Linked DNA regions of Homo sapiens: regions 2, 3, 4 and 5 are each linked to region 1. The links are chromatin contacts, found by Hi-C or POLR2A ChIA-PET in ENCODE. All regions are on one chromosome and are shown on one strand. The core of a region is the stretch at or near the end of the contact, and the rest is flanking DNA. Distances in the headings are between cores, read along the strand shown.

The links. A loop is a pair of places that touch in the nucleus more often than their neighbours do. ChIA-PET counts read pairs that join two places held with the same protein, here RNA polymerase II (POLR2A). Pooled maps may share reads with other maps.
Region 2: a map of Calu3 shows a loop between it and region 1 (6-fold over the local background). The contact joins two enhancer-like sites. A Hi-C loop is called at or near these places in 5 of 168 maps with a recorded cell type or tissue (Calu3, GM12878, PC-9 and 2 more), 1 of 37 single-sample maps with no recorded cell type and 14 of 50 pooled maps. POLR2A ChIA-PET finds 5 or more read pairs at or near these places in 2 of 52 experiments (A549 and OCI-LY7).
Region 3: a map with no recorded cell type shows a loop between it and region 1 (3-fold over the local background). The contact joins two enhancer-like sites. A Hi-C loop is called at or near these places in 2 of 168 maps with a recorded cell type or tissue (B cell and PC-3), 14 of 37 single-sample maps with no recorded cell type and 5 of 50 pooled maps.
Region 4: a map of CD4-positive, alpha-beta memory T cell shows a loop between it and region 1 (4-fold over the local background). The contact joins the promoter of PRPS2 here to the enhancer-like site in region 1. A Hi-C loop is called at or near these places in 1 of 168 maps with a recorded cell type or tissue (CD4-positive, alpha-beta memory T cell) and 8 of 50 pooled maps. POLR2A ChIA-PET finds 5 or more read pairs at or near these places in 1 of 52 experiments (OCI-LY7).
Region 5: a pooled map shows a loop between it and region 1 (2.4-fold over the local background). The contact joins two enhancer-like sites. A Hi-C loop is called at or near these places in 3 of 168 maps with a recorded cell type or tissue (GM12878, naive thymus-derived CD4-positive, alpha-beta T cell and natural killer cell) and 12 of 50 pooled maps. POLR2A ChIA-PET finds 5 or more read pairs at or near these places in 2 of 52 experiments (A549 and CD4-positive, alpha-beta T cell).

The regions. Positions count from the first base shown.
Region 1 is chrX:13,091,133-13,093,896 of GRCh38, forward strand. All of the region lies in intron 3 of LOC105373133 (a long non-coding RNA gene), which reads left to right. Among named protein-coding and RNA genes, the nearest start is that of FAM9C, 48 kb to the left of the region's middle. Within about 2 kb of position 1,504, at least 12 of the 41 ENCODE cell types and tissues checked have a DNase peak (open chromatin) inside an H3K27ac peak, as active enhancers do.
Region 2 is chrX:13,397,183-13,399,882 of GRCh38, forward strand. The region is part of intron 1 of LOC124905248 (a long non-coding RNA gene); the gene reads right to left. Among named protein-coding and RNA genes, the nearest start is that of LINC01203, 63 kb to the left of the region's middle. Within about 2 kb of position 1,314, at least 7 of the 41 ENCODE cell types and tissues checked have a DNase peak (open chromatin) inside an H3K27ac peak, as active enhancers do.
Region 3 is chrX:13,426,999-13,429,708 of GRCh38, forward strand. No RefSeq gene overlaps it. Among named protein-coding and RNA genes, the nearest start is that of LINC01203, 93 kb to the left of the region's middle. RefSeq lists an enhancer at 1,408-1,925. Within about 2 kb of position 1,398, at least 5 of the 41 ENCODE cell types and tissues checked have a DNase peak (open chromatin) inside an H3K27ac peak, as active enhancers do.
Region 4 is chrX:12,790,125-12,792,942 of GRCh38, forward strand. PRPS2 (phosphoribosyl pyrophosphate synthetase 2) reads left to right here and starts at 1,288. Exons shown (of 7, transcript NM_002765.5): 1 at 1,288-1,495. The coding sequence starts at 1,374. RefSeq lists a silencer at 1,544-1,993.
Region 5 is chrX:13,375,491-13,378,190 of GRCh38, forward strand. No RefSeq gene overlaps it. Among named protein-coding and RNA genes, the nearest start is that of LINC01203, 42 kb to the left of the region's middle. Within about 2 kb of position 1,446, at least 8 of the 41 ENCODE cell types and tissues checked have a DNase peak (open chromatin) inside an H3K27ac peak, as active enhancers do.

The sequences.
Region 1 (2,764 bases), core at 254-2,753:
TGTCAAACGAGGGTTGAAAATGTCAGCACAGACTTCAGTCTCAGCTCCTCCAGCAACCAATGAGAGTGGGCTTGGGTCTGGTTTAAATGATGAAGAACAAATTTGAAAAACCCTTCAGTTGATTTCAAGACTTCCTGGGACGGCGATGTTTAAACCACAATGTTCTTCTTTTGGGGCAAAGTTAAGAGCCAATCACAGTTAAGGTTTCTCTGCATGTTCTGCCCATATTTGGCTGTAATCTTGCTTCATCCAACTAAATTTATAATATATGTGAGTGAAAAGCAAGCCTTTGGGATTTGTCTCTCTCTCTCTTTCCTTGTTATAAAGGAAGCCTTATCTTTATGCATTTGGGGCTACCTGTGAACTTACAGTCTAGCTTCAAAGCAAAGAAAGGAGCAGCCAGTGTAGAAAACTTCGTTTTTACTTTTTTTTTTTTTTTTAAACAAGCTTTAACTGTAGCTTCTGGCTACAGGAAAGTACATAGAAAACCGAATCTAGTTTCGGCCTGTGCAGTACTGACCAGGAGAGGCTTATGAGATTATGGGGATATTGAAGAACACAGAATGTCACATGGATGATTGTATTTTATCTATAATGTATGTGTAGGAGAGATCCATTTCTCAGAGATGGCAAGAACTAAATGCACCCTTTGAAATATCTTCTTAGGGGTTGCTTGAGGAGGATGATCAAATCTTACAGAGAGATAAGACACAAATATGATAAAAGTTATTCTCATTTTAAGTGACTATTTATTGACCACTTGATATGTATCATCCATTTCATTCTCACCACAATCCTATGAAGGAGATTCAATTCTATCCACATTTTGCAGTGAAGAAACTGTGGCAGTGCATGTAACTTGCCCCAGGTGCCTGAGCTTATAAGGAGTGGAACTAAGAATCCACTCTGAACAGTCAGCTGCCAAAGCCCCTCACTCTTAGCCTCTTTGCTCTACTCCACTGAGATGTTCTCTTGGGTTTACTACCAAGAACAGAGGCTGTAAGTAGTATAGAATGCCCCCGGGGACCCCAGTGTCCAAGACACCAACTTCCACTGCCTCTCAGGACCCTAAGGAAAGAAAACTGAGAGGTTGTTCAGCTTGTCTCAGGTCCAGAACTGTCTGGTCAGAGGGGATCCTGGGATCCACCAGTTGAGCCCTTCATTCAGGGCCCCAGTTATTCCTAGTCTTGGGAAACCCAGCTCTAGAAGCCCCTCCCCAGCAGGATTGAGGACAAAGGGGCTAGACTAGAGACCCAGCAACATGGCCCTTCCATGTTCTCAAAACTCAAGAGACCTAGAAAAGAGAAGGGTGGCAAAGCAGCCCAGCCCCACCCCCCAGGGCCAGAGAGGCCCCACTTCACTCTGTAGAGCAGTGGGATTCATCTGGGTGCCATTTGGCCCTCCAGGAGATGTTTGGCAATGTTTAGAGACATTTTAGGTTGCCACAGCTGGGTTGGGGAGGCGAGGGTGCTACTGGCATCTAGTGGGTAGAGGCCAGGGATGCTGTTAAATATCCTACAACGCACAGCACAGCTCCTGCCACAAAGTGCTGCGGTGAGAAGCCCTGCCCTCAAGTCTTGGTTGGGCACATTCCACCCACAGCTCTGAGGAAGCTCCGTCTGGGGCTTCTTCAAAGAGTCATTCTGCAACCAGGAAGCTGGCAGCCCATACAACTATGCAGAAGGTGAAAGAGAGAAGGCGGGACCATGAACACGCGTTTTAATTACTGCATGTTTGTTTCTGACAGAGAGAGGTCAGTGTTTGCCTCCATTTGCAGGCATCAGGACCAAGGTGGGCAGTGGGCAGTGAGGGGGCAGGGGTGGAGGGCGGCACTAGCTCTGTGTAGCAGGCTGAATAATGGCTTCTAAAGATAGCAGATCCTGATCCCGGTAGCCTTCTATGAAAAAAGGTGGTCTTTGCAGATGTCATTAAGTGAAGAATCTTGAGATGGGGAGATTATCCTGTATCATCTGAGTGGGTCCTAAATGTAATCACACGTATTCTTGAGAGAAGGAGGCAGAGGGAGATCTACGTGCACATGGAAAAGGTGATGTAACAACAGCAGAAATTGGGGTGATGAGGCCACAAGCCAAGGAATATGGATGGCCACTAGAAGCTGGAAAAGGCAAGGATCAGATACTCCCCTAGAGCTTCCTGGGGGAACGTGGCCCTGCCCACACCTTGATTTGGGCCTAGCGAGACTGATTTCAAAATTCTGGCCGCCAGAACTGTGAGAGAATAAACTGTTGTCTTAAGCCACCAAGTTGGTGGTCATTTGTTACTGCAGCCATAGGAGACTAATCTACCCTGAGACTCCTGGGGCCCCCAGATGGATCCTCTGAGGCTGAGGGGCAAACTCTTCCATGCAGGCAAAGCCAGAAAAAGGGGAATGGAAATTTCCTTTGCACTTTCCTTGATACATTTACATTTCCCATCCCACCCTTTAAGCACCCTTTCCTGTGAAAACATGGCACCTGCCCCCTCACCGGCCTCTATCAGTCAACAATTCAACTGAATGTCGGGCAAAGCATATGACACCCCCAGTGCTTGGTTCAAACCTGTTTGAGTCACCTGTCACTTTCTACCTTGAATTTTTGTCACCAATGTACATGCAGTAACTTCTATACTAGACTGTGACTCAGACGCTCACAATCACACTCAAACACAGTCTAGTGTTTTTCACAGCCTGGTATAGAAGGTACTGCCTGTACATCAGAACAGGGGAGCAGGAGCCTGATCTGATTTATTATGAAGTCTCCCAAGG
Region 2 (2,700 bases), core at 64-2,563, 310 kb after region 1:
CAGCAAATAGATTTGCTTTCAGAAGAGCAGCCTTAAGGAACAGCTAGCATAATATATGGTCCATCAACTAGAGAGTGTATTTCTCAACAGCCCACTCATATTTCATAAATCACAGAGCAATTATTACAACTGATTTACTCAGAAAATTTCATTTTATTTTCAATTTAATTATTTTGATTGATAAAAGTAAGATGGTTAATGGCTCCTTTTCTTGGAACTCTTAAAACACAAGTATATAATATCTAGCTTTCTAAACTAGTGAAATTCATGGTACATTGCATTTGTGTTGTGAAAATCATCATTTTTGAAGCTAAATTAGCCTCTCTACCCACTGAGAGAAGGTGCTCAACTTGAAGAGCCTGTGGCAGAAATCTCAGCTAAAATAAATTTAGCCCCTCACTCTCTTTCCCAGTGAATCTGATATCTCTATCCAATACAACGTCTGCAATTTAAAACATGTACACAAAGATAATTGGAATTTTCAAAGAAGCAAGTAACTTATCAATGACTGGAGATGCCTGTTTAAATGTTCTCTCACCTTTATATCTTGCAGGAAGCTCTTGTTTGACCTTCTGAAAAAAATCTTGAAGTATCTATGAGAACAGCTATTATATGAAGCAGAGATTATAATAGATATGGAGTTTAAGTTGCAGAAAAAGAAGACTGAATTATTAAATGGGACATCAGAAAATAAAAGTCTTTCCTTTTATCTAGTTTGGAGGACCTAAAAAAATCAATAGGCAGAAATTTACATAATCCTTATTAGATTCCACGAGCTACAAATGTACTATTAGTACAGATTGATATGAAAGAAAGATTAGTTATGCTTATGGATAGGTAAGAAGAGACACTCTTGCAAAATGGTAGATTGAAACACCCACTGAATCTTCCTGGAAGTGTGTTGAAATCAGTTAAAGGGTTAATGACACAAATATGAGGATGATTTTGTAAGGGTATGATGAAGGGGGCAAACAGCCTAATCAAAAGAAAAAAGAAATAGCACATCATGCAAGGTTATCGACACTGTTCTCAGTAACCTCTTGCATCCCTGCTGGAAAGAAACTAGTAGGGTTAAGTCAAGAATTTCCTATTGTGAAAGGAAGAAGTGACCATTGATTTGTGCCTTGTCACTCAGGTTAACTGCCAAAGAACTTTGCTCATCCAGGGGTGCATAAATGAATGCCATGTGCTACCAAAAAAAAAAGTAATAAAGGATTAAATAAGGCCATGGAAAAATGAAGCAAACTGTCACCTGGCAGTGTCTCAAGCCTGCAAACTTGATATCCCCAACTGCATTCCAAAAGTAGGGTTCAGAGACCACAAGTGCTACAGGCATGGATGAGTTAATATTTATATCTAGGAAGAAAGGATTAGCATATGCCTTCCAAAGAATGTTTCAGCAAATGCATGCAGCTGCCTGGGCATTCGCAGTTGATTGAAATGACTCAGGGGTCAGGTTTTGGTGGCCAGGCCTGCTCCACCTTTACTGGAATGCATGAGTCATGTGTTAGTCGGCTGGGTGAGAAGACTACACTGGCTTTGCGCATTCTTATATTTCTCACAATCCAGACAAAGCAACCACATGACCAGATTCCAACAAGACTAACAGTCAGATAAGGAGGGAAAGTCATTGAAATAAACGAGAGAAGAGAAAACCTAAATGTGTTTTAAACTTCTAAAGCGAGAACTGAACAATAAACAGTTTTCTACAACAGGGCTTCTATAAGACCAGTAACTTCTATGCTCCCCAAAAAGTATTTATGAAACTATTTGAGTGGTTTTACATCTTGATTATTCTTCCACTTAAATATTGTCTTTAAATGACCTGCCTGGGTGCATGTCCAGAATGGAAATAGCAAAAGTTAGATGTCTTACAGTCCAAGCTCTACAAGTCCTAGCTATGTGACCATGTTGGTTATGATTAGACCAACTGCATTTGGTCTAATCCTAACCTCTGGGTGTTTTAATAAACTCTGATAGCCTCCAGGGATTATTAAAAAGTCCAGAGGTGAGGCCAGGCATGGTGGCTCACACCTGTAATCCCAGGACTTTGGAAGGCTGAGGCAGGCGGATCACTTGAGGTCAAGAGTTCGAGACCAGCCTGGCCAACATGGTGAAACCCCGCCTCTACTAAAAATACAAAAAAAAATTATCCTGGCATGGTGGCACACACCTGTAATCCCAGCTACTCGGGAGGCTGAGGCAGGAGAATTGCTTGAACCTTGGAGGCAGAGGTTGCAGTGAGCCAAGATCATGCCACTGCACTGTAGCCTCCTGGGTGACAGAGTGAGACTCAGTCTCCAAAAAAAAAAAAAAAAAGGGCCAGAGGTGGTCAGTCCAGGCCGATGTAGTACCTTAACAAAGTCACTGGGCAGTCAGAGTCCTTCTATCTGCTTCACCATTCTCATACATACATGGTTTGCATCCTCAGTGTCACAATATGGCTACTCTGGCTGCAGCCATCACATCTACATTCCAGGGAACAGGAAGGTAAAAGGGGTAAGGCAAGAAGAGGCACGTCCTATTCCTTTCTAAGGAGTCTTTCCGGAAGTGACACCCAATAGCTTTCATATTGGACAGAATTCAGTTATAATGCCATGCTTAGCTGGGAAATATACTCTTTTAGTTAGGCTGCCACCCTGAAAAATATCAGGACTCATTGACTAAAGATGTAAGGAAAAGTGAATATTAGGTAGGCAA
Region 3 (2,710 bases), core at 148-2,647, 340 kb after region 1:
GATATTTATCATGTGCCTACTATGTGCCAGAACTAAAGTTTTAGGACAAGGTGGACAGTAAATAAATACCTGAATGATGTGATTGCACTAAAACCATAATCTCCCATCCCTCCAACAGTGTTAACCACCTGCCTCCATGATGCTTGTGAACTTTGGACAACCCTCTTCTTCGTTTGCTTTAATTTTACTTGTTTTTTCAAGTGATACCTTCACGTGGTTCAAAAATAAAAATGGTATAAAAAATATATATTGAGAAGTCTTACTAGCATCCATAAGCTGGTCTGTCCTCCACCCTATTGCCTCATTCCTTTTATTAGTTTCTTGCATATACTTCCAATGTTTCTTTATGGAACTATGTACAAACACATATATGTTCTGATTTCTCCCTCATTCTTACATAGAGTTAACATGTTACATGCTGTTATATAAATGGGCTAAAGGTGGGGGGCCCTGGATATTGGTCCCCATGTTGTTTACATCTTCACAGCAGGCTAGGACAATTAGCTCAAAGCCCTCTGGCACTAAACTCAAATTCATATACATCTGATTGCCTTAAATGTAGCCCAAATAACCATATTTTTAGCTATTTAAAGCCTGCCTGTCTTGCACATCCTATGAAGCTGTACCCAACATCTGCTAGCCATAGATAAGATGAACCTTGGGGATACGAAAGACACCAAGCCACTGCTGCCGATTCAAGCTCTCTGACCCCAAAGACTCCCCATCTTGTTACTGGGTAACATCATCTACCTGCAGGAGGCACTTCTCCGATTTCCCTCTCCCCTGGGAATGCCCTTGTTCTCTTCCTCTTCTGGGTGGTGGCTCCATGCTGCTCTTTCTGGAAGGTCTCCTGCTGTGAAGAACTTCACTCACGTATGCTAACCAAGCACCACCCAAACAAAGTTCATTTGTGCTACTGTCATTTCGTGGTCATGTCCTTTCCTTGATCAGCTCTGAATCCTCTATCTCACCACATATACTCTGCCTTTTCATTTTGATTTTTTTTAACTTAACAATATATTCTGGGGAAGACTCCTTCACTCTTTTATACAGCTGCAAATTACTCCACTGCATTTAACCAGTCCCTCCTGATGTTCGCTTGGATTATTTCTAGTCTTTTGTTATTACAATGATGCTGCAATGAATCACCTTGCACATTCATCATTTTGTTCATGTACAGGCAGATCTATAGGATAAATTCCCGGAAGATGGATTGCTGGGTCAAAGAGTAAACAAACACATTTGTATTTTTGAAAAACATTGGCAAATCATTCCTTTTAGCAACCATGCATGAGATTGTCTGTTTTCCCATAGCCTCACTATTTACCAGTCTGTTAGGTAAAAATAAACAAACTTCTAGTCTTGGACTCCTTACACAGTAAAGATTGTTAATATAATATTTGTTAACATGCCTATCTCTGCCACTGAATTGTGACACCCTTAAAGTCTGGAACCATTTCTTACTCATCTTCATAGCCTGTTGCTTAGCTAGCAAAGTTCTTTGGACAGAATAGCTTCTGCCACTTCCCTCTCTCCCCCGCAAAAACATATTTACTGAGTTGAATCAATCACCACTTTAGCCTAGAGAGGCCCCCCTCAGACCTTCCCATTGTGGTATGTGCTGCCCCACTTTCAGCTGACTGCCAATTTCCTCTCGAGGCTGGGCCTGCTCAGCCCACCCACAGAGGGAGGAGAGCCTGAGATTGAATGCACCACCGTCCCAGCAGCTCTCAACCAATGCCTGAAGGGAGATGGTGTTTAAATAGCCAGCAAGCTCTTCCTTTGGGGGTGTACCTCTGAGGCATGGGGTGGTCTATGCTGAGAGCTCTTCGTGGGATGAAGCCCTGTGGTCCCTTTGTCCATAGCAGGAAGTAGCTTGATAGTGTATCTTTTAAGGGCTTCCCTGCCTTTCCTTCCTTTCCAGGCTCACCTTCTCACTCCATTATTGGAGTTTCCTTCAATCACCTCCCAAGTAAATGACTAGCACTTTATCAGGGTCTTTTTTGGGGGGAACTGAAATAAAGACAATACCTTCCCTTTTCTTTCTTCTTCTTCTTTTTTTTTAATAGGGTCTCACTGTGTCACCCAGGCTGGAGTGCAGTGGTACAATCACAGCTCACTGCACAGCTCACTTCGCCTCCCTAAATCTAGTGATTCTCTAGCCTCAGCCTCCCGAGTGTCTGGGACTACAGGTGCATGCCACCATGCCTGGCTAATTTTTTTGATTTTTAGTAGAGATGAGGTATCACTACATTGCCCAGGCTGATTTTGAACTCCTGACCTCAAGCAATCCTTCCACCTTGGACTCCAGCAATCCACCCACCTCGGCCTCCCAAAGTGGTGGGATTACAGGCATGAGCCGCTGTACCTGGCCAGCTTTCTTTATCAAATGAAGAAACCTAAATACTGAGAAAATAAGTGAAGTGCTCATGGCACAGCTAGTGAGTGAAGAAGCATATTCCCTGGCTCCTAGAAATGTGCTGTTTTAGAAAATGGAATTTCTCTTTATGGATGATAAGTACAACCACTGAGACATGAAAGAGCAATGGAAGAAGTGTGTGTGTGTGTGTGTAAATCAATAACAGCACAAGGTTACATAAAATGAATAGTAAATAAGCGAAACAGCTCTCACCTATGGTGCATATTATGAGCCAGGCAAGTACTTTTTGTGTGTTTCTTCATTTAACACAAAACTCTACAAGTTAGATGC
Region 4 (2,818 bases), core at 38-2,537, 300 kb before region 1:
TTGCAAGTGGGCTTTGCTGTTGATGGAGAGCCAATTCGTGGCAAACATTAGTAAAACCAAGCCATTTATCTACCCGGTTGAATCAGCCTTTGTTGAGGAGTGTGAAACTGTGACCAGCATCACCAACCAGCCCTCTATAGACAGGGACTGCTTTCCTTTCTCCTACACTTGGTTTGTGCCCTGAAGTTGGCTCTGGTACTGCATTGGCATCTTGAGAAAACCTTTTTGCTGGTTTCTAGCAGGAAAGAGAGGAAGGAGGCCCTGACTCCAGGGATGTGGAGGGACTGAGCTGGATTGTCTAGGGAGATCTGTGTTCCTGGGATCAGGCCCTTGAGCACCCAACAGGCAGAAGGTTGTGAAGTGCCCCAAGGACCATCACATCTACCGAAAAATGGTGAATCTGGGGGACTTGGTTTGATCCAGTGAGCCACCAAGAGCAATACTTCCCCTCAGCCTGTGATGAGGACTCACATAGTGGTTGGATTTTTTAAGGACACATGGTGCAGGGGCAACTCTGTAGTTCAGGGGTCATCAAGTTTGAACTATGAGGGACCACATGGCCAATATTTACATTTTGCAGACCAAGCAAGAAAAGGGAAGATATTACGTAGGAACTTACATAACAAGAGAGAAAAAATTGTCACAATGTTTTTATTGATATAATCCAAAATACGGTAATATTTGAGTACAATTATTTGCAACTCACATCTATTAATGAGAGAAAAGGAATTCTTTTGCGGGGGGGATATTTCTCTTAATTGGAGTTCAAAGGCGGTGTCTGCTATCATCACATAAAGTGCAAATGTTCATGTATGAAAACCATGCTTAGCTCTCTGGTACAAACACAGGGAGCTCTCGCGATCTGGCCCATAGGCTGTAGTTTGCAGACCCTTGCTATAGCTGAACACCAGTCGCCCACACTGGGTTTGCGGTGTTCCGGGGTGGGAAGTCGCTCCGGGCTGCGAAGCACCTCGAGGGATCCCCCCGGCCCGAACTCTCCCTCTGTGCCCAGCTAACCGCGGTTCATTGGCTCTCCCCGCGAGGCAGGTCTGGAAGATCAAGAATGAAGCTCGGAGCTCTCTCGCGGAGCAAGGACACCTTCGGGCTTCAGGACCACCCAGGGCGTCCAAAACTGCTGCCAGGGCTGTGCCCCCGCCCCCCGGCACTTTCCAGCTCCCCCTCCACGCCCGCTCTTCCTCCCTCTCTGCCCCCTCTAGCTCCTCCTCCGGCTCCTCCCCCTCCGCTCCTCCCCTTCCCTACATCTAGCCGCCGCGCTTTCCCGCTCCCGCAGCAGCAGCCTCCCGCGTCGCTGTCGCTGTTGCCTCCGCCACCTCCTCCGCCGCCGCGCGCCCCTCGGAGTTCCGCGCCCCACCATGCCCAACATCGTGCTGTTCAGCGGCAGCTCGCATCAGGACCTGTCCCAGCGCGTGGCCGACCGCCTGGGCCTGGAGCTGGGCAAGGTGGTCACGAAGAAGTTCAGCAACCAGGAGACCAGGTGGGGGCCGCGCCGGCGGCCGGGCTAGGGAGAGCGCTGGGCACGCGGCTGCGGGGCCGGGTTGGGGGCCGGCGCCTGCCCGGGCCACCTCCGCGGACGCCGCGCTCCCCCTTCCGGGGCGGGACGGTGGCAACGCGGCCTCCGCGCCCCCGCGCCCGCGCCTGCGAAGAAACCGAGGCGGGGCGCCGCGCGTCCCGATGCGCGCCTCGGCTGTGCCCCCGGTTGCAGGGCCTCCGGTCCTGGGACCGCGGCGACCCGGCGGTCCCGAGCCGCTCCCGGCCTCCCAGCGGTGCCGCCCGGCCTGGCGTCCCCAGCCCGGAAGGGAGACGTCTGGGCGGTCACAGACCGTCGGGGAGAGAGTGGGCGCAGCGGGCGGGAACCGCATCGGGTCAGCGCGCGGTGGAGAGACGTCCTGGGTTGGCTGGTCCCAGTTTCCGCGTCCCTACAAAGCTGAACCTCAGACCAGTGCGTGCGACTAAAGGTTTCCCCCCGTCCCCAACTCTGGTTGCACGCTGGGTTTACCTGGGGACGGTCCGAACGCTGCTTCCCCCGACCTGCCCCCAAGGGTTTGATCCAACGGGCGGAGGATCAGCGATTTTACAAGCTTCCCTGGCTTCTCCTGAGCAGCCAGGGCGCAGACCACTGCGTTATCCAGAGGGTGCAGTTGTGCCAAGGTTTGAAAGACTGTGAGAACCCCAGGACGCACGTGCTGGGCTCCCCTCTGCTCCCACTACTCTTGCTGCTTTAAAGATGATGGACTTTCAGCTTCCTTCTTGTTCTAGGACTCTGCTGTGTCCAGCAACAACGCCGTGATTCGACTGTAACTTTCACCCATTTCTCAAGTCCAGGAGAGCCTCAGGTGGTGGCCATCCTCGGAAGCTGACCTGGGGGGCTCCTTTGTCTATCTGCCTGAGTCCACACAGCTCCTTGACTCATTTCAAATTGGTCTCATTTTTCCCCCTTCTTCCTCCAATGTCTAGTACCGTTAACTGTCCACAGTTACTGATAATTTTTATATCTTTGGCAAAGGTTCAATTTTACCAACATTTTCTAGAAATGGTGTTGGAACAGTTGGACACCCATATGCCAAAAAATATGAACTTCCATCCATACTTTTCACCATTTGTAAAAATTAACTTTGAAGTGGATCATAGACCTAATTGTAAAATCTAGAACTATAAAATTTCTAGCAGAAAATCTTGACTTGGGGTTAGGCAAAAATTTCTTAAGGAGGAGTTATGTTAATACTGATGGGGAAGATGCTATATTTTGGCAAGTCAGCTTTTTAGGATATGTGAATCTTACGTGACTTCTTCCAGGTGG
Region 5 (2,700 bases), core at 196-2,695, 280 kb after region 1:
TTTAGGTTATTTTTAGTTTGGTTTACAATTAAAAAAAATCCTTCATTGAACTCTGACTCTGCAGATTCTAGAAAATAGAATATTGTGGGCAAGACTGGCTTCAGAAGTTTTATGGCTTAATAGAAAAAGAAGGTGGGCAGACCTGGTAAAAATCTTTGCAGGGTCATGCATGCCTCCCACGTCAAGTATTTGCCACTCTTATTATTATTTTTTTTTCCAGACAGGGTCCCGCTCTGTTGCCCAGGCTGGAGTGCAGTGGTGCGATCTCCGCTCACTGTAACCTCCACCTCCCAGGCCCAAGTGATCCTCCTAACTCAGCTTCCTGAGTAGCTGTGACCACAGGCATGTGCCATCATGCCCGGCTAATTTTTTGTATTTTTGGTAAAGATGGGGTTTTGCCACATTCCCTAGGCTGATCTCAAACTCCTGAGCTCAGGCAATCCACCCGCCTCAGCCTCCCGAAGTGCTGGGATTACAGGCATGAGCCACCATGCTCGGCCACTCTCATTTTTTTTAAACCAAAGAAATCAATCTTAAATCAATTTTGCACTTGATTTATGCACATCAATTTTGTTTGCTTCTTAAAGAGTATATGATTAGCTGTACAAGAGACTATAGGTTAAGAAAATCCTTAGTCTTGAGAAAAGCACTGAAGAGGAAGAAAAAGACACCAGGCCCCAAGACATCCACCAAAAATAGATCCAACTTACATTGTCTGGCAGGGCAAACAATCCCATCACAATCACATGCCAGCCCCTATATTCTGGCTGGTCCCCAGAATTTAGTCAAGATCAAAGTAAAATTTTTTGGTTTCTGGGGTGAGCCTTCATCCAGGTCAAAATATTCTGGAAGAAGGCTTGCCTGGCACCTGGAATTCCACACCCTTGAGCTCTCCTTTTCACGGAACAGCATTCGTCAGATTTACTGACAGCATAGCAGTGGCATAATTAACAAATAATCCAGTTTTCAGCTTCCCTGGCCTCCACCTGCTAGATACCAGGAGCACCTCCACTCCCACAGAAGTTGTGTCAACCAAAATGTCTCCAGATATTGCCAGATGTCCCCTGGAGGGCAAAATCAACCCTGGTTGACCACCACTGCAATAGTATTATTTGTATCAAATATATGAAACATAAAGATTGCTAAGGGAAATAAAGTAGACTATTTTAGATATCCAGTCTTAAAGGAAACCACTACTATCATCATTGGCCAAAAAAAGAAAAAAAAAAGAACAGTGCTAATAATTAGACATAAAATAATAAATGAAAACTATCATTGCTTTGAAATATTCCCTGGAGGAAATGAAACATCTGTGTAAATTTTATCCTTTCACGTGTGAAGATGACTGGGATAGCAGGTGTGGTAAAAGACATTGTTCCAAAGCCTGTTCTGTGGTTTGCTGATGAGAATATTCCCTGGCTTGGGCTACAGCTGCCATGTGCAGTCTCTCTATTGACAGTCTTTCTCAACCACTCCCGAAAATCCCCACATTGTTTGAACTCAAGTTTTGTAATTACAGAGATGTGGTTCTCAGAGCCAAAAATGAAGCTGCCTGGCTGGAGCAGCAGGATATAGAATAGGCCCTTGGGACTGGGAGATTATAACTTTTGTGGTTTCAAGTACTCATAAATGTGGTGGAGAGGGGTTTTGGAGTTGATCCACAACTCGTCAGAGGCCCTGCTATTTTTTCTACCCACAGCCATTGTAGAGAATCCAAGCCGAGTTTAAGAGTGCTGTGGAAATACACTGCTGCTACTGCTGTTTCTATTACTGTTTGATGCTGGGACTCTTATGCTCCAACCACGTTTTCACCCAGCTGAGTCGCCTTCGTATCACGCCTTTCCAGTGAGTAAGATCATCTAGATAGATTCTCCAAAAGAAATAACCCAGTAAGGGAGGGGCAACCAGCATGACCACAATGCTAGTTGTTGTGTGCGAATGGTAAACAGAATGAAATTATGAATGTGTGTGCGGGTCATTATATGCATGCAGACACATACATATGCATATGTAGTATAAATCTCCATAAATGCCTAAGGTGATGGCAGTGATGAGGGGCAGTTAAAAATGTTAAGCACAAATTGGAGCTGAGACACTGATCAGAGAAAAATTATCTGTAATACTGAGAAAGAGCCATCTGTCATGGCTGGAGGCTCAAGCAGAGAAGGGATAAGTGGAGAGGCCCCAGGAACAGATGGAGAGGCTTGAACCCCCACACAGAGCAGAGCGTCCAACAGCTGGGACTGATTAATCCAGACGGCCGACTATTACGTCATGTGTTGGATTACAACCAAATGAGTGGCTAAAAGCTCCTAGCAAGTTCAGGCCAACACGAAGTCGCTTCACAGATGGCATCCACCTTGGAATTCCGTGAGGGATGAAGACACTGCTCAGTCCTGCCTCATTGTCCTCTGTGGAAAGAGCAAGAGGAATGAGGATAGGCCTTTCCCACCCCTTTATTCTTCTTTATTCTCAGGGTAAATGGAAGTAGAGAAGGAGAGTAAGTGAGATTTTAAAGAAGCTTTTTGACCTGTGTCTTTGTTCTCTCCTTGCTCTCTAAATTACATGATAGAGGGAATAATAAGGAACTTTAATGTATGAAGTTCAGTCCAGTAAATTGATCCCATAGCCCAGCATGTGATAAACAGTTTCTGAATATTAACTTGATCTACTCGTGCTTCTTAGTAATCCCACAAACAC